Linked DNA regions of Homo sapiens: region 1 is linked to region 2. A link is an interaction called in ENCODE POLR2A ChIA-PET data of the cell type or tissue named here. Cell type or tissue: MCF 10A. All regions are shown on one strand. Each heading gives the region's core, and the rest is flanking DNA. Links, peaks and the distances in the headings are about the cores only.

Region 1 (9,309 bases), core at 2,259-4,758, 79 kb before region 2:
ATGGAGTTTTCACCCAGGTCTGACTTAGTGGGCATGATAGGTCCAGAATCTATGTATTGTCATTTCTTAAAGTTCGAAAGCATCATTGAATTGACACACTCAGCAAATGGAAGCAGCCACATATTCTGCACTCCTGGACCCGGGGAGTGTGGGCCATTATGGTGGCAAAGGTGCAGGGGAGTCCTGGACCTGCTCCTCCCTGTGAAAACGTTGAAGGAAGCAATGCCAAGCTCCTGGAGAAATGGAAAGGTGCAGAGAGGGCATCAGGCACTTAGAGGTGTTGGTGACAGCTCGAGGTTCAGCTGGCCAGGGCGTGCACATGAGACATGGAGTCACAGCTCAGGGCGTCTGTGTCCATCAGGTTCACGTGTGATTCATGGATCAGGCACAGGGAAAAGGCTGAAGGAGGCTCACAGAGAATTCCAGGAGATGTGGAGAGAGCAGCCCGGGAGGGAGTGGTCAGGAGGTCATTCCAGTCCCGCAAAGGGGTTCTGTCGCAGTGCAGGGCCTTGATGGACAGTAGATGCTACTGGTTCTCACCCTCTGGCCAACTCTGCCTGCTTCCAGAGCTTCTCTGAGGTCCGTTCACCCAGACGACGGCACCCAGCATGCTCAGGAGCAGGGGCAGCTCCAGGACCAGGAGCAGGACGTAGGGGCTGCTGAACAGGGAGCTGTGGGGACACGGTGATGGCAGTGAGTCATCTCCCCAGGGGAAGCCCAGGTGCCCTCCACCTTCTGCCTGTCTGTGAACCCAGGTCCTGTGGCCACACAAATCCCTGTGAGGACAAACTCTGTATATGACAACTCCTCTAAAGAGATCATTAGACCCTGACCTTCAGCCTGAGAGTCCCTGGAGTCTCAGGACTGCCTATAAGGAAGCACGTGGCCGTGAAAATGGTGCATGAGGACAGGGAGGGATCCAGGTGAGAACCACACCCACAAGATCTCTACATCCCGGGGTTATTCACTGGCGCATGGAATCAGTCATGTAGTTTGATGCCTGTATGGCCATCATTTCCCGAGAAGGTGAGGACTATTCATGTTATTCACAAGTAACTGGTACCTGCCCTCTGGTTGCAAATATCAGCCTGTAAAATTCATGGTTGTTGAAGGAATGGAAGGAATGAATGAATGGCCCAGCTCAGCTCTCAGCTCCTCAGAGGACTGGGCTCATCAAACAGGATGAGACTCGGGCCAGGGCTGCAAGGGAGGCCAGGGGAGAGGGCCGGGGTCACCGGGCACCAAAACATCTGCCCCCTGCCCTGGCCTGGCCGGGTCCCAGGACTCCCTTGCAGGACATTTGCCTCACTCCTCCCTCTGCCTGGACCCCTCTTCCCCCAGACCCCAGAGCGCCCTGCTCCCAAATCCTGCAGGTCTCCACGCTCATGTCCTCTAATCCACAAACCCTCTTCTGATCATTGTCAGTGAAATAGCGACTCCAACACCCACACACATGCTCCCCAAACCCAAGGCACAAATATCTCTTCCCAGCAGTCATCAAACTTCGCTGTATTTGTCTGTCAGCCACTGTGCTGACCTGTTCACTGTGTGAATCCACCTGGTAGAACCCAAACTCCACCAGAGCAGGACTGTGGCTGAGTGGTTCCCTGCTGTGACCCTATCCTGACAGGAGCACCTGGCACTTAGTAGGACCTTCACATTAGGTGTGGGAGGCGTGAGCAAAGAAGGGACCAGAAGAAGAGAGACACAACCATCCCATCTCTCCCCAGCCTACAGGAAAGGCTGCCCAGGTGGCAGTCCTGGGGGCACGAACCTTACCCTGGGTGTGGGCTGGGATCAGGGCTGTCCTGTCTGGTAGAGCTGGGCCAGGTGCACGCTGGGACGTAACGGGAGGACCCGAGGTGCCCGTGGAGCTCTGAGACTGGAGGCCGCTGTCAGGGCTGCAGGGGCATCACAGGTCAGTCTCGGCGACCTCGCCTGAGTCTCCCACTCATCATCACCTGTTCAGCTCTGATTTCCACAGACACGATCACTCAGTACATGCTGGACAGATGCCCTGAGTCCAACACGTTCCACGGCCACACGCAGGCCGGACCAGGGCCCTGGGCCCCTCCCTAGTCTTATCCCCAAGTACTTCATAGCCAGATGAGCACTTTCAGAGGCAAGAGTCAACCTGCTCTCTAGGGGAACGTGAGAGTCTGTGGAAAGAAGACCTGGCTGCAGACCCCATCCCAGCCAAGGAGGGAGGGGTGACATTCACTCTGTGAAGCGTGACCTAGAGTGACTGCGGAGCCAGGGCCCTGGGCATGGCAGTGGCTGGAGTGAACTGGAAGTAAGGACAGGAAGTCAGTGGGGCCCTCCCTGAATGATGGGACCCGAGTCCACTCAACCCCAAATGTCAGCCAGGCTGGTGGCCCCACAAGGCCAGACACTTTCAGGGTGGGGCACACAGAGGAGTCTCCAACAACAGGTGCAAATGTGCTTTTGTGCATGTCAGCACACACACACACGGGTGCACACACACAAACACACCACACAATTGTGCAAGCACACACACACCACACCTGCGCACGCACACACACACACCACAAACACAACTCACACCTGTGCATGCGTGCGCACACACACACCTGTGCATACACACACAGCAAACCCATGCATGCACACACAGACACTGTGTCCTAAGTCACTGCCTGCAACCTCACACACTCCTGTCCCATTTCTCACTTCAGGGACAGAATGACCAGCCCTAGACTCAGACAGGCCTGGTGCTGAGTGAAGGGGGCTCCCCTGGGAACACCGACACCTCCACCTGGAAGACAAGGTCTTGGAAGACAAGATCTTGAAATTCTTGGAGCAATAGTCTATTGACCCCACACAAATATCCACCTGCATCCTCCTCTGTGAGGCTCTCCAGGGTCACTGTGAAGCTGAGGTTTGCAGGATGGTCCCTGATGGACACTCAGCCATTACTCACTCCTGCTGACTCTCCAGCCTTTACAGTCTTGTCACATAGTAGAAAAAGTGGTTGTCTGCACCAGTATTTGTTGAAAGTCCTGTATTCCTCCTCATACTGACACTGCACATTCAGGGATCCCCACTGCGGTGTCTGTCATGGTGCTGGGGCCGCCCACAGCAAAACAGCCTGGAAAATACAAGCCAAAGTCCCAGCTTCTCCTCAGATGGGCCTGGGTCAGGGATGTTCTGGGGTCAGGGCCTCTCGGACCCTGGGGTTGTAGAGGAGACAGTGGCAGGCAGACAGCCCTTGTCCACCCAGGAATCTGAACTGAGGGGTGAGTAGCTCCCTCCCTGCAGAGGTGGGAACGGGGAGGGGGGTTTCCATGGAGACAGGAAGGGCATGGACTGGGAAAACACTGTGCGTGTGCATGCCTGTGTGTGCACGTGCATGCATCTATGATTGTATGTGTGGTTCATCAAGATGGCATTTCGGATTGGATAACTGTGGCAATGACAATCACAGGCACCTCTCCCCCAGGGCCTTCTCTGTCGAGGATGCAGTGGAACATGACTCACCTGCGCTGTGCCCTGGAGCCTGGCACTCAGCTAGTGAGGCAGCTGCTGACAGCTCCTTGATGCTCCTCTGTCCTCCTGCCCTCTCTCCATGTCCCTACTTCCATGTCCAGGGCCCACCCACCTGAGACATTCAGGAGGAACAGAGCTGCCAGTAGCCGAGCAGCCCGATCCCTGGTGGCCTCTTCTCAGATGTCACTTGTCACTGCATCAGGCTCTGGTAGGACAAGGTGGAGTCCCCTCTCCCAGGGTCTGAGCCCCACTTCTGCTTTCTTTCCCTATCTGCTTCCTTGTCCAGCCCTGTCTCAAGTCTGAGGCTGGAGATGGGAGATTGCAGAAAGCTCAGGAGAGAAGCTCCCTGGGCCGGTGCAGGCACGCCTAGACTCAAGGGGCCAGGGACCAGGGGCCAAGGTGCAACCAGGATCTGAAGCTCAATGGGCAGTTCCAACCAGAGCAAGTTTCATCCCTAAAGACAAGTGCCCAGGGCAGGGGGCATCCAGGCAGGAAAGAGGAGGACACATCTGATTCTGGCCCATGGCTTCCGCTATATTGAGAAGCAGCACACACACTGCACGTTGAACTTCTCACTTCTGGGAGAGGAAGAGACACCCAATGTCCCTACTGAACATGTTCACCTAGGCTGGAACTTGGTTTGGTGACAATCTTCAATGCTTCTTATTTGTGAACAAGGGAAGCAGTCTTTGAAGCACTAACTATAACCAATGCCAGACCTAAGTTAGATTATCTATATAACTTGTGAACCAAAGTGTATCTGAGACAAGTCGCAATTAATTTTGGAAGTTTATTTTGCCAAGGTTAAAAGTACATCCATGACAGCCTCAGGAGGTCCTCACAACATGAGGTGGTCAGGGCACAGCTTGGCTTTATACATTTTAAGGATACATAAGACATCAATCAGTATATTAGATTGGTACAAAAGTAATTGCAGTTTTGCCATTACTTTTAATGCACTCCAGCCTGGGCAACATTAGTTTTAATGGCAAAAATCACAATTACTTTTGCACCAACCTAATATGTAAGATGTACGTTGGTTCGGTCTAGAAAGGCAAAACAACTCAAAGTGGGAGGGGGCTTCCAGGTCACAGGTAGATAAGAGACAAACAGTTGCATTTTTTTGAGTTTCTGATTAGCCTTTCCAAGGGAAGCAATCAGATATACATTTATCTCAGAGAGTAAAGGGATGACATTGAGTTACATCTGTCCTTTGTCCGTAAGGAATTTCTTTGTGAACGAATTGTGAGGGAGGTATGTAGCTTTTTTTTTTTAAATCTTAGTAGCTATCTTTTTTAGCAATAGAACGGGAGGCAGGTTTGCTCTAAACAGTTCCCAGCTTGGCTGTTCCCTTTGGCTTGGTGGTTGTGGGGTCTGGAGATTTATTTTCCTTCCACAAACTTCAGGGCTGGTTGGCAGAAGTATTGAACCCATACATTTATACGTATCCTTTTATTATCTGCCCCCTTGCAGACAGTGTCTTGCTTTGCTGCCCAGGCTGGAGTTCAGTGGCACAATCATAGCTCCCTGCAGCCTCAAATTCCTGGACTCAAGCAATCTTCCCACCTCAGCCTCCCAAACCGTTGGGATTATAGGCGTGAGCCACTGCATCCAGCCACAATCTTCTTTTTAGAGCTCAATTAATTATACTTTATTGCTTTTTGTGTACCAAGAAATTGATCTGTGAACTTCCCTCATTTAAAATATACCGCAATTTTGTAACCTTGTTTTTTCATCTCTCTCTCTCTCTCTCTCTCTCTCTCAAAAATAGAAGTGGCCCAGGCCCCTCTGGACCTTAGGGAGGCCCTGAAGGCCAGAGAGGAATAAAGCAGATATGTCTGATTCCAGTCCAAGGAAAGACATTCACTTTGGGCTTTAATCTTTGCTTAATTATTTTTTCCTTTGCAAAAGAGAAAGAGACTCAATTTCCTCAGTGGGTGGCTCTATGATATTGGATGTGCAGCTTGTCGACTCCTTAGGCGTTGTATTCTAAGTTTCTCTATGGCAGGCCTTGAAAACCAAACAATTAATCAACTCCGGGCAATGTCTATGGAGAGGTCACTCTGCATGTGAGAGGGGGACCTCCCCAGCCAGAGTCTTCCTGAGTTTCTGTGTGGATCTTCCTGAATCAGGTCCTTATGTGCAGGCTTGAGAGTTGAAGAAAGAAATTCCCACAGGGTGCGGTGGCTCACGCCTGTAATCCCGGCACTTTGGGAGGCTGAGGCAAGCGGATCACTTGAGGCCAGAAGTTTGAGACCAGCCTGGCCAACACTGTGAAACTCCATCTCTACTAAAAATACAAAAATTAGCTGAGCACAGTGGCTCATGCCTGTAATCCTAGCACTTTGAGAGGCCGAAGCGGGTGGATAACTTGAGGCCAGAAATTCGAGACCAGCCTGGCCAACATGGCAAAACCCTGTCTCTACCAAAAAATACAAAAATTAGCTGGCGTGGTGGCATGCGCCTGTAGTCCCAGATACTCGGGAGGCTGAGGCACAAGAATCGCTTGAACCCGGGTGGCGGAGGTTGCAGTGAGCTGGGATCGAGCCACTGCACTCCAGTCTGGGAGACAGAGCAAGTCTATCTCAAAAAAAAAGAAAAGAAAGAAATCCCCACAGGGTCACATACACACGTACTCAAACCTAAAGCCCAATGTCCACTCTCAAATCACCATTGTCTTTGCACTGGTTCCCTGTTGAAAATTTCAACCTGTCAGCACAGCCAGGGACCAGCACAGACTGCTTTCAGTTTCGAACTGTTTCCTGAAAAGCAAAAGGCACTGGAGGAGTGAGAGGAGAGGGAGAGTGATGGGTGGAAGGACTTCGAAAACAATGACTCCCTGGAGTTTCTCAGTTTGGGTCGCCTTGGCCCCCTCCGCCTAAAGCACCCTTCTCATTCTGTTTCCTGAGTCTGAGGATTCTGCTTTTCCCTTTTGCCATCCCTGGGCCACTCTGTCCTCTTCAGTGTCCTGGTCCAGTGAAGAGACTCTAGGGCATTAGTGCCGGAGAAATGCTGACACGATCACTTATACTGTATGCTTTCGGTCAGATTCTTTACTCTCTCAGAGCTGTTGGCAAGATAGCTGGAAGGAGGAGAGATTAACTCTTTCTTTGGTGGAAAAAAAGATGAATAAACTGTAACCAAAAAAGAAAGTCAAGCAAACTTTCAGAAGTATAATCTCATGTTTTGGTTTTTAAATTCTTTGATGGAAGTGTAACATACAAACAAAATAATACAAATCGTAAATGTCGGCTCAGCAAAATTTGAGGAAATGACTACCCGTGTCTAACAGCCACCCAGATCAGACACCCACGCCCTTGAGGAGTCTCCTTCCATATGGTATTTGGGTGGGCCTCTGTGATCCATAGATATGAGCCACGGGCTATGACTTCCAAGAATAAACCATCAATGGTACTGTGCCTTGCTCTCTCTTGGATCACTATCTCCAGGGAAAGCTGGTGGCTGTGTCTTGAAGACTCACAAGCAGCTCTTTTGAGCAAGGAGCTGAGGCCTCCCACCAGCAGCCACGTGAATGTGCGATGTTGGAAGCAGATCCTCCAGCCCTGGTCCAGTCTTCAGATGACTGCAGCCCCAGCCAACATCTTGACTAGAACTTGATGAAAGAGAGATCCTGAGCCAGCAACACCCAGCTAAGCAACTCCCAGATTCACGGCTCTCAAAATCATGAGATAATGAACATTTGCTGTTTTCAGCCGTGAAGTCATGGGGGAATTTGTTATTTATCAACAGATATCTAATATAGTTGGGCCACACTTGCCCAGAGCCAGTCTCTGCAGCCACATCCAATCCTTATTCATTTATTCACTCAGCAAGTATTTTCTTTAATGCCAACATTTGTCACCACACTCTGTAGCTGGATGCTGGGGCATTCGTGGTGAATGAAGCTGGCCCAAATGCTGCTGTGATATAAAGGGAGATGGATAGAAACCACCCGAAGGAAACACATTAACAGCATTTGGCAAACTGTGGAGAAAATAAACAGGGACCCATAATCAAGACAATTGGGGTGATCCCTGCAAAGGGTGATCAGAGGCATTTCAGAGGAGGCAACATCAGAGGTGAAACCAAAAGGATAAGAAAGAGCCAGAGGTAAGAAGATCTGGGGGAAGGGATTCAGGGGGAGGAACAGCAGGTGTTAAGGCCCTGGGGAGGGATGCACACTGTGGCTAGAACATAAAGACCACATGGGGACAGGGCAACATGATGAAAAGGAAGAACAAACGAGTGGCTGGGTCCCCTCAGACCAAGTAGGCCAAGCAAGGAGAGTGGGTGCTATGGTTTGGCTGTGTCCTCCCTCCAATCTCAAATTACAGCTCTCATAATACCCATGTGCCATGGGAGGGACCTGGTGGGAGGTAAATAAATCATGGTGGCAGGTCTTATGTTGTTCTCATGATAGTGAATAAGTCTCACAAGATCTGATGGTTTTATAAAGAGGCATTCCCCTGCACATGCTCTCTCTCTTGCCTGCCACCGTGTAAGATGTGACATTGCTCCTCCTTTGCCTTCCACCATGATTGTGAGGCCTCCCCAGTCAAGTGGAACTATGAGTCAATTAAACCTCTTTCCTTTATAAATTAGTCTCAGTTATGTCTTTTTTTTGGGGGGGTGGGGACGGAGTCTTGCTCTTGTCACCCAGGCTATAGTGCAGTGGCACAATCTCAGCTCACTGCAATCTCCATCTCCCAGGTTCAAGCAATTCTCCTGCCTCAGCCTCCTGAGTAGCTGGGATTACAGGCACCTGCTACCATGTCTGGCTAATTTTTGTACTTTTAGTAGAGACAGGGTTTTGCCATACTGACCAGGCTGGTCTCGAACTCCTGACCTCAGGTGATCCACCTGCCTCAGCCTCCCAAAGTACTGGGATTACAGTCATGAGCCACTGCGCCCGGCCTCAGGTATGTCTAATACCTTACTTTTGGGAGAGGAAGAGACACCCAGTGTCCCTACTGAACATGTTCACCTAGGCTGGAACTTGGTTTGGTGACAATCTTCAATGCCTTTTACTATCTGTGAACAAGGGAAGCAGCTCTTTGAAGCACTAACTACAATCAGTGCCAGGAAAGGTCTGAGGGAAGGCAGCTGTGGGGATAAGAAACACCCCCTTCCTGCCCCTGCACCCCTTTCTCCTTGTTAGTGCCCATCTCACCTGCTGTAGTCAACTCTTCATCGTAAGGGTCTGGGCCAGAGCTACCACCACCAGCAAGCTTCCTGGCTGACAGGTGGCTTAGGCACAGGAGAAGGGTCTGAACAAGGTACACTTCATCTCTGCCCAGACTTCCAGCTCTCAGAGAGCAAGAAGTTTATGTTTTCAAAAGACAGCATGTTTTTGACGTTGCCTGCAAAGGGTGTTTAAAGGAAATAAGAGAGATGTGAAGAGGGCTGGGTTAGATTGGTCAAGAGAGGAGCCTTTTCCTGGGTAATGACTTCCCAAACACGTGTGACAAATCCACTTAGACATGAGCCAGAGGACATGTTAGAGGAGGCTGGAGGGGAGAGGCAGTTGTAGAGGGTGAGATGAGAGTTTTTAAGCTGAAACTAAACATTGTCCAAGCAGTGGCCTTTTCATATCCACATCCCTCTTTTTCCACATCCCCCATCGCTAAGCCCTGGGAACTGCTCATTTGTCATCTATTTCTGTACTTTTGTCATTTTGAGGGTGTTATAGAAATGGAGCAATACGGTACGTAAACTGCAGATTGGAGCTTTTCACTCAGCATAACCTCCTCGAGATTCATCCAAATTGTTGCGTACATCAATAGCTTGCTCCTCTCTAGTGCTGGA
Region 2 (9,309 bases), core at 4,596-7,095:
ATCCTAGCACTTTGGGAGGCCGAGGCACGTAGATCACTTGAGGTCAGGAGTTTCAGACCAGCCTGGCCAACATAGCAAAACCCTGTCTCTAACAAAAATACAGAAATTAGCCCTGCATGGTGGTATGAGCCTGTAGTCCCAGCTACTCAGGAGGCTGAGGTGGGAGAATTGCTTGAACCCAGGAGACGAAAGTTGCAGTGAGCCAAGATCACGCCACTGCATTTCAGCCTGGGCGACAGAGAGAAACTCTGTCTCAAATAATAATAATAAAAAAGAACAAATTTGTTCACCTTCCTAGCTTTCTGAAGATGAGAAGTCCAAGAGCATCGTAGTGGCATCTGACAAGCGTCATTCCATGGCAGAAGACAAGACAGCAGGCAAGCCTCCTAGACAGAGAGAAAAAGGGGACTGAACTCAGCCTCTCAGGAAACCACTCTCACAATAACTAACCCACTCCGGAGATAACAGCATTAATCCACTCGGAGGACTGAGCTCTCATGGCCTAATCACCTCTTAAAGACCTCACATCCCAATGCCATTACATTGACAGTTAAGTTTCAACACGAGTTTCTGAGGGAACATTCAAACCATAGCAACCCTTGTGCCATTTATTCAGCAGAGACAACAGTTGCAGGCTTCAGTTCTTTCCACCAAGAGGACCAAACAAATCTTCAGCCTTCTTGGTTCTGCTTTTATAATGTTTTCTTCTGGTTCCTTTTTTGAAAATCTTATCCCTACAGTTGTTTATAAAATAAAAGAAATGGGAATAAGCAAAGGCATGTGTTGATGGTTGAAAAACTATAAACTCACCATGTCTAATATAGGCACATTTCATTATAATCCAATTAGAAAATCCAAACTCCGACCACCTAGTAAGACCGAGTTGACACAGAAGCTATCATCTGGTTCCAAACTGAAGTCAAATCCAATAAAAGGAAATTCCAGGTATTAGAAATGTAAAGGGAACTAAAAGCCAGGTCTGTGAGCAGGATCTGATACCAAGAGGCTAATGGGGACCAGTCAAAATGAATTTGGGCCTTAGGAGGAGAGGGGCTGCTGTTTAAATAGCCACTCAGGGACAGAAGACAATGTCTCAGGTCTACACAAGACAGGGAGTGGGAGCAGAGCCCCCTGCCAAAAGCTAGGATCCATGAATGGTCATTACGCCCATGGAACAGGATGAGGGGAGACCCCATTGATGGGCTCATGGGAGTATCAAGGCATCTCCACTCCCTGTAGTTATAAGGAGTTACCTTCCATGAGAACAAGCACCTAAGTTGCACTACACAGGGGTGTGAGATCCAAAGTACAACTTCCCATCGTGTGGGAGTGTGGACAAGGACGTCAATATAAAACAGGTTGGCAAATGATGAGACTTGTAGGGCCATGGAAGAGATGAACACACACCAAAACCACACCTCCAGTTCACCTTGTGTTTTTATACACCCCATGAGCTAATGATCATTTTCACATTATTAATGGTGGGAATTTTTTTTTTAATTCATGACACATGAAAATTGTCTGAAACTAAAATTTCAGTGTACATAAATAAGTTTTACTGGAATACAGCTACACATGTTCATTTATGTATTATCTATGGCAGCTTTCATGCTACAACAGCAGAGTTTGTTACAGGACCAACGAGTTCATATGCCCATTGCACTGGAACAAACCAATACACCAAGACAACAGGGTTTGCAGCAGAGAAAGAGTTTAATGATCACAGGGTAACCAAGCAAGGAGTTGGGAGGGACCCTCAAATCCATCTCCCTGAGAAGTTCTGGGCTGGGACTTTTAAGGGGATTGTAGAGGGCAAGTAACTGGAAAATTGGGATCATTGATTGGTCAAGGTAGGATGGATGAAATCATCATGATCTGGAAACAGCCTTCTTTGGTGAATCAGCTTCTCTTGGATTCCTCTAGACCAGCTGGCATCAGTAGTTTCACTGGTATACAAGACCTGGTAAAAATATCTCAAATGGAAAACTTAATGTCTCACAATGCTTAAGATGTTACCTATGGTACAATTAAGGGGGACTATAGTCTTACAACCGGGTCTGTGTGATTCTGGGGGAATAGGCAGCAAATATGAAGAAGCAGGACAGAGAGCAGGCTGACCTCATGATTAATGCCAAATGTGCTGCAAGCTTGGTTTATTTTCATTTCTCCCCTTCCCTTCTTCCCTGATTAATTTTATAAAATTTATAGGAACAATTCCAAGTTGAGTAGTTGTGACAGAGACCGCAGAGCCCAAAAAACCTAAAATCTGTACTGGCTGGCCCTGGCAAAAGGAGTTTGCCATTCTCTGGCGTTGACGATGGACCCCTCCCCACTTGCAACCAGCAATCGTTCCCACTGGCAATTGGAAGCAGAATCCTGAAAGCAGAGCACTCTTGGGCTAGTCTTCTTGAGGGTAACAGAAGCTACTTTAGGTGGTGTGAGGATTTACCAGGGCAGAGACAACCTAGAGAGTGATCTTAGGCCAGATGGAGGGTCCAGGTAGAGTCTAGCTCAGCCCTGGTGAAGATACAGATGCTCCCGCCTGGCCCCATCTGCCTCATTTGGCAGCCCCACAAGTTGGCACTCTTCTGCTTTCCACTTAGTGCAGCCCCATAGGACCCCAGAAGAAGCAGGTAGCTTTCACCTGAGGACTTCCCCTGGCCCTCTAAGCAGCAGTTCCTACCTGCTCCTCCAGCCACACATGGGATTTCCTACAAGACAACTCCATTCCCTGCCCCTGCTTTAATCCTGCTGTGCCCCATCCCCTCAAAACACCTCCACCCTGACTCCACCGACACCTCAAACTCAGCCTGATGAACATCTAACCCTTCTCTCTCGCTGACCTCCCCAACAACTACTAGAACAACAGCAACGTGCTTCTCTTCCTTGACTCCCCGGACTGCCCCAGCCCAGAACATTCACCTCCTGCTCTTCAGGCTGTCACTAAAGCTGCTGCCCGTGGAACTGCACAGAGCTCAGGAAATTTCCTCCTCCATAGATAAGAGAAGTGAGCAAATTAAAAGATGATTCTTACTAGCTTTAAGGTTACTTCTGATATGATTAGAATAGTAGAGGATTATAAAAGGGAGAAGTTCATAAAGAAAGAGGGCAGCGATGTGCTATATTAATGTATATAGAAAAGATGCTCCTAAATTAATCAATTTATAAAGACAGAGTATATTTCTGCCAAGAATGGGAAAAGTCTTCTGTTTCTCAAGGACATAAGCTGGAGGAGGCTGCACCCTTCAGGAACCTTCTTAGCACTGTCTTAATTATTAAACACATACTCATGCAATTCTAATCCTTTAAACAACCCTGTGAGGTAGAACTTCTATTATCCCCATGTTTCAGAGGAGGAAACTGAGGCACAGAGGGGCCAATCAACCTGCTGAAGGCCTTATGACCCATTAGTGGTGAGCCACTCTATGATGGCGTTCATATGAAGCTAGGATTGGAGGGCCCAGGTTGCCTGGCTCCAGGATCTGTGTCCTTATCTCCCACTACCCAGCTGCTTGTAGTAAATTAATGCAGAAACAAGGCACAAGAGGTCATGATGGTTGCTCTGAGAGAATTAAACAGAGTGATATGGCCAAGAACCACCCAGGACGGTCTGAGAAGCCTCTGAGAAGGTGACGTTCAGAATGAGACTGTGCTGGCATTCAGAAGAGTGCACCAGATGCAAAAGAAGAGGAGGCAAGGCCGGGCATGGTGGCTCCCACCTATAATCCCAGCACTTTGGGAGGCTGAGGCAGGCAGATCACCTGAGGTTAGGGGTTTGAGACCAGCCTGGCCAACATGGTGAAACCCCATCTCTACTAAAAATACAAAATTTAGCCTGGTGGTAGCACACGCCTGTAATCCCAGCTACTAGGGAGGCTGAAGCAGGAGAATTGCTTGAACCTGGGAGGCCAAGGTTGCAGTGAGCCAAGATCACACCACTGTACTCCAGCATGAGCGACAGAGTGAGACTCTGTTGAAGAAGAAGGAGAAGGAGAGGAAGAGGAAGAGGAAGAAGAAGAAGAAGAAGAAGAAGAAGAAGAAGAAGAAGAAGAAGAGGAGGAAGAAGAAGGACGAGGAGAAGAAGAAGTGGTGGGGAGGGGGAGGGGGGAGGGGAGGGGGAGGGGAGGGGAAGAAGGAAGGTAGTAGTAGTCAGGAGAGTGAAATCAGGAGCACCTAGTGATGCAGGAGGAAAACCAGGAGAGTCTGGGCTGTAGACTGAATGCTTATGTCCCCCCAGTTTCATACATTGAAACCCTAATCCCCAAGGTGGCGGTATTTGGAGTTGGGGCCTTTGGGATATGATTAGGCCATAAGGGTGGGGCTCGCATGAATAAAATTAGTGCCCTTATAAGAAGAGACACAAGCCAGGTGCAGTGGTGCAAGCCTGTAGTCTCAGCTACTCAGGAGACTGAGCGGGGAGGATCACTAGAGGCCAGGCGTTTGAGGCTGCAGTGTGCTATGATAGTGCCTGTTAATAATCACCACACTTCAGCCTAGGCAGCATAGTGAAGCCTGTCTCTTAAATTTTTTTTTAATTAAAAAAAATCATAGAATCATAGAAGAGATACAGGAGAGCTTGCTTTCTCTCTCCCTTTCTCTGCCATGTGTAGATAAAGAAAGAAGGCAGCCATCTATAAGCCAGGAAGACAGCCCTTACCAGGAACTGATTCAGCCAGCATCTTGATCTTGAACTTCCAGCCACCAGAACTGGGAGAAATGAATTTCTTTTGTGTGAGCCACCCAATCTGTGGTATCTTTGTTATAGCAGCCTGAGCTGACTGAGATAGTCTGAAAGCAAAGAAAGGAGAAAGAAGGGAGGAAGAAGTGCTCAGCCGAGTCAAGGGCTGCTGAGGTCAAGTAAGATGCAGAAAGAGAAGATGCATTTGGATTTGACTGACAGTAAGGTTGTTGGTTCCCTCGTCAAGGGCATGTCTGTAGAGTGGTGAGCAGAGAAGACAGGTGGGCTTGACTACAGAGTAAATGACAGATGAGGAAACAGAGTCAGAAAATGCAGATGGTGGCCGGGCGCGGTGGCTCATGCCTGGAATCCCAGCACTTTGGGAGGCCAAGTCGGGTGGATCACTTGAGGTCAGGAGTTCGAGACCAACCTGGCCAACATGGCGAAACCCCGTCTCTACTAAAAATACAAAAATTCCCTGGGCGGTAGTGGCGTGTGCCTGTAATCTCAACTACTCAGGAGACTGAGGAGGAGAATCACGCGAGCCTGGGAGGTGGAGGTTTGCAGTGAGCCAAGATCACGCCACTTTACTCCAGTCCAGGTTAGAGAGCGAAACCGTGTATTAGAAAAAAAAAAAGAAAGAAAGAAAGAAAAAAGAAAAGAAGAAAAAAGAAAGTACAGACACTGTTTTATAAGAGGCTCTGAGAAGGAAAGTGGAGAGAGAGGAAACAACAGCTGGAGAGGGCTGGGGACAAAGGGGAGCGTTTGTTTAATCAAAGTCCTCCAGTATGCTGAGAGGTGAGTAGGCAGATCTTCTGGAAAACCTGTCCTGGTTGATGGGCAGATATCTCCAGGACATCATTGTGTGCTCACAGAACTTGAAATCCAAGCACAAAGATGGAGTTAATTACAACAAACTAAAATTACTCGGGTGTGGAAAAAAAAGACAACAACACTGAAAAAACTGAAACAAAATTACCAAAAACATCAAGAGCTTACACAGATCAAAATGAAAAATATTCAAACTAAAAGAAAAATTGGCAAACACCATCAACCTACAATTCTCAAAAGAAGAAATACAGATGGCTGACATTCAGAAGAAAAAGCACTTAATCTCACTGAAAATCAACCACATGGATATACTAAAACAACAAAATTATAAATTTTTCCAGATTAGCCAAGAGGTTTTCTAAGGTAATGCTCAGTAAAGGCAGGCAACAGAGTGGTGGAATCCGTATGCTGTCTATAGGTGATGTAGTGCTCTAATTCTGCAAAGCAATTTAGCAGTAAGTGACAAGAACTCTAAAAATGGGCTTTCTCTTCGCCCAGTAATTCCACTTTTCATATTCTATTCTAAGAAAAAAAAAATGAAAATGTGAACACATAGTAGTAAAAAATTTAAGAGACCGTAATTATCCAACAAAAAGAAACTATCTAACTATTGGGCCGGGCGCAGTGGCTCAAACCTATAATCCCAGCACTTTGGGAGGCCAAAGTGGGTGGACTGCTTGGGACCAGGAGTTCGAGACCAGCCTGGCCAACATGGCAAAACCCTATCTCTACTAAAAATATCAGCCTGGTGTGGTGGCACACACCTGTCATCCCAGCTACTTGGGAGGCTGAGGCAGGAGAATCACTGGAATCCAGGAAATGGAGGTTTTAGTGAGCTGAGATCGTGCCACTGCACTCCAGCCTGGAAGACACAGCGAGACTCTGCCAAAAAATAAAATAAAATAAAATAAAATAAAATAAAATAAAATAAAATAAAATAAAATAAAATAAAAATAAAAAACCCTCTTGAGAGACAATCAAGATAAAGTTCTACAAACTGAAATTACCAGATGAAAAGTTGCATTTTGAAAAATGAGAGAAATAGGTGGGATTTGACTAAAACATTAGAGATGAAGAATAATGTGAGTGAAATCTTTGAGAATGCGATGACCAAGGAGAGAATTTTCCCAGGTCCAGCGTAGCGCTTGAAAAAACACAAGCAAGCTTTAAGAAGCAACTGCCAGAAAAACAGAAACTGAGAGAGATTCTGAAATCCAGGCACTCGTGTGGGGAGATTGCAGAAGTTGGTGGTATGGCTGAAAGAAAATGAGGAAGCTTTGAAATGTGATTCAGTGGCTTCCTGCTGTAAAATCTTCACTGTCTCCTCTTAGCTGTGATCAAATCCAGACCCCAGCATGATTCACACAGCCCTGCAGGACCCAGCCTCCTTCCATCCTCCCGGCTCACACTTTTGCTCCAGCCATTCCAAAGCACAGTATTTCTAATTTCCCAAATAGCAGCTGCTCCCTCGAGCCAGCACGCCTGCATATATGGTGTTTGTCAAAGCCCTTCCAGCCTCCCACCTGCCTTCCTTGATACCTGGAGCCCCTACACATCCTTCAAAATGCCGATAAAGCTTCCCTGCAAAGCCAGCTCTGGCAGAGTCGAGCTGCTGCCTCTGTGCGGCACAGTACCTGGGTTGCATCATTCTGTCTTACGCCCCTCTCCCAGCATTCTTTTCCGGGTGAATCTGCCTTCACTGTTGCTTTGTGTAGGGCACCACAGGTGCGGTGGGTTGAGTTAATGTGCCCAAGCAAAGTCCTGTCTCATATCATTTCTCTGTTTAGTCCTTTCTATCTCATTTCCCATTTCCAATCCCCGGCATCCGTACACTTGTGTGATTGTCAGGTATACATGCTGGCTTCGTAGGAGTGTGTTTAAGTTTACATAACTGGCTGGGCGCAGTGGCTCACAGAGGCTGAGGAGGGAGGATCCCTTGATTCCAGGAGTTCAAGACCAGCCTGGGCAACATAGTGAGACCCGATCTCTACAAAAAAAATTTAAAAATTAGCCACGCATAGTGGCACACGCCCATGTTCCCAGCTACTCAGGAGGCTGAGGCAGAAGGATTGCTCAGGCCCAGGAGTTTGAGGATGGAGTGAGCCATGATTGCACCACTGCGTTTCAGCCTGGGCAAAAAGAATTTATGTAACCAGCTTTATGCCATCGATCTCATTCTGGTTTTAGCTTTTTCACTCAGCACTGGATTTTTTTTTTTTTTTTTTTTTTTTTGACGTTATCTCGTCCTGTGGCCCAGGCTGGAGTGAAATGGTGCGATCTCAGCTCACTGCAGCCTCTGCCTCCCAGATTCAAGCAATTCTGCTGTCTCAGCCTCCCAAGTAGCTGGGACTACAGGTGCACACCACCATGCCCAGTCAATTTTTGTATTTTTAGTAGAGACTAGGTTTCACCATATTAGTCAGGCTGGTCTCAAACTTCTGACCTCAGGTGATCCATCCGCCTCAGCTTCCCAAAGTGCTGGGATTACAGGTGTAAGCCATTATGCCAGGCCTCAGCACTGGGTTTTTAAGCCCCATCCACGTTACCATGGGGCCGTAGAGTTTGTTGACTAGAACTGGAGCTTGTATACTACAGGAGGTGCCGGGTTTACTTGTCGGCCCCTCCCCCATGTTGCACACCTGGGCTGCCCCCAGCTCCCTGCTCCCCAGACAGCACAGCACTGAGCATGCTCTAGCCTGGCCTCTGAGGGCCTGCATGAGAGTTTTTCTGGGCTCTGCCTGCCTCAGCAGGATTGCTGAGTCCCAAGGTAAACACACACTTAGCCTGACAGATTTCTCTCCAAAAAGGCCACGCTTGGCTTGTGAGCGTTCTTTCGTGACCAGAGCCTACAATCACAACCTGTTTCATGAAGCAGAGCAGGCTTTTCGCAAACTGCTCCCGAAGTGCAGTCTCCCTTTGATCCTGGCATGAGTGTGTTGGGTCAGGTGAAAATGCAGTAAGTCCTCGGGCCTTCCTGAGAGTCCCCAGTCTAAACCCTTGAGTCCAGATTAAGGCCAAGCCAGGATCCTCGGTTTGACTCAACAGCAAGAGCTGGAGCCATCTTCCCCACATTCCACTGCGTGGCCAGCAATGACTTCTTGCTGTCAACACAACACTGACGGTTGTGGGGGAGAAGGGGCCCTGAGGACTCCCAGCCACCCCCAATTCAGACTCCAGGCTTCTTCCTGCAATAGCTCCTTTTGAGGACCAGCTGCGCTCTTCACTTAAAGTATTTTGCGGCCGGACGCGGTGGCTCATGCCTGTAATCCCAGCACTTTGGGAGGCCGAGGAGGGTGGATCACCTGAGGTCAGGAGTTCGAGATCACCCCAGCCAACATGATGAAACCCCATCTCTACCAAAAATACAAAAAATTAGCTGGGCGTGATGGCAGAGGCCTGTAGTCCCAGCTACTCAGGAGACTGAGGTGTGAGAATTGCTTGAACTCAGGAGGCAGAGGTTGCAGTGAGTCAAGATCATGCCACTGCACTCCAGCCTGGGCCCAGAGTGAGACTGTGTCTAAGAAAAAAAAAAAAAAAAAGAAGAGATCTTAAACAATATAGGGTCTGGATAGATAGTGCTGTGACAAGCAACCCTAACATCTCAGTAGCTTAACACAATAAAGGTGTATTTCTCAGTCAGATCATAGACAAAGGAAAGTCAGGCAGATCTCTAGGTGGCAACTGGAGGACCTGGGCCCTTCCATCAGCGTCATCACCTTCATGCTGGTTTCTATGGTCACCATGGAGCATGTAAGAAATTGCACAGGTATCTAAGGCCAGGCCCAGAGTTGGGTACCAGA

What was found. ChIA-PET counts read pairs that join two places held together with the same protein. Peaks named below come from ENCODE experiments on the same cell type or tissue, not always from the same donor. Only the 100,000 strongest peaks of a DNase experiment are listed, where the experiment ranks them.
Region 1: POLR2A ChIA-PET joins it to region 2 with 6 read pairs; 3 of 35 experiments call an interaction of 5 or more read pairs at or near these places.

The regions. Positions count from the first base shown.
Region 1 is chr17:74,548,873-74,558,181 of GRCh38, forward strand. It overlaps a transcript of CD300H not described here. Among named protein-coding and RNA genes, the nearest start is that of CD300C, 7.4 kb to the left of the region's middle. RefSeq lists enhancers at 1,941-2,441, 2,442-2,942. In MCF 10A, for the core only: no CTCF peak of the experiment used is centred there; a DNase peak (open chromatin) is centred at 3,419.
Region 2 is chr17:74,625,229-74,634,537 of GRCh38, forward strand. LOC101928343 (a long non-coding RNA gene) reads left to right here. Exons shown (of 4, transcript NR_158152.1): 4 at 299-768. Among named protein-coding and RNA genes, the nearest start is that of CD300E, 6.1 kb to the left of the region's middle. RefSeq lists enhancers at 6,455-6,955, 6,956-7,456. In MCF 10A, for the core only: no CTCF peak of the experiment used is centred there; no DNase peak of the experiment used is centred there.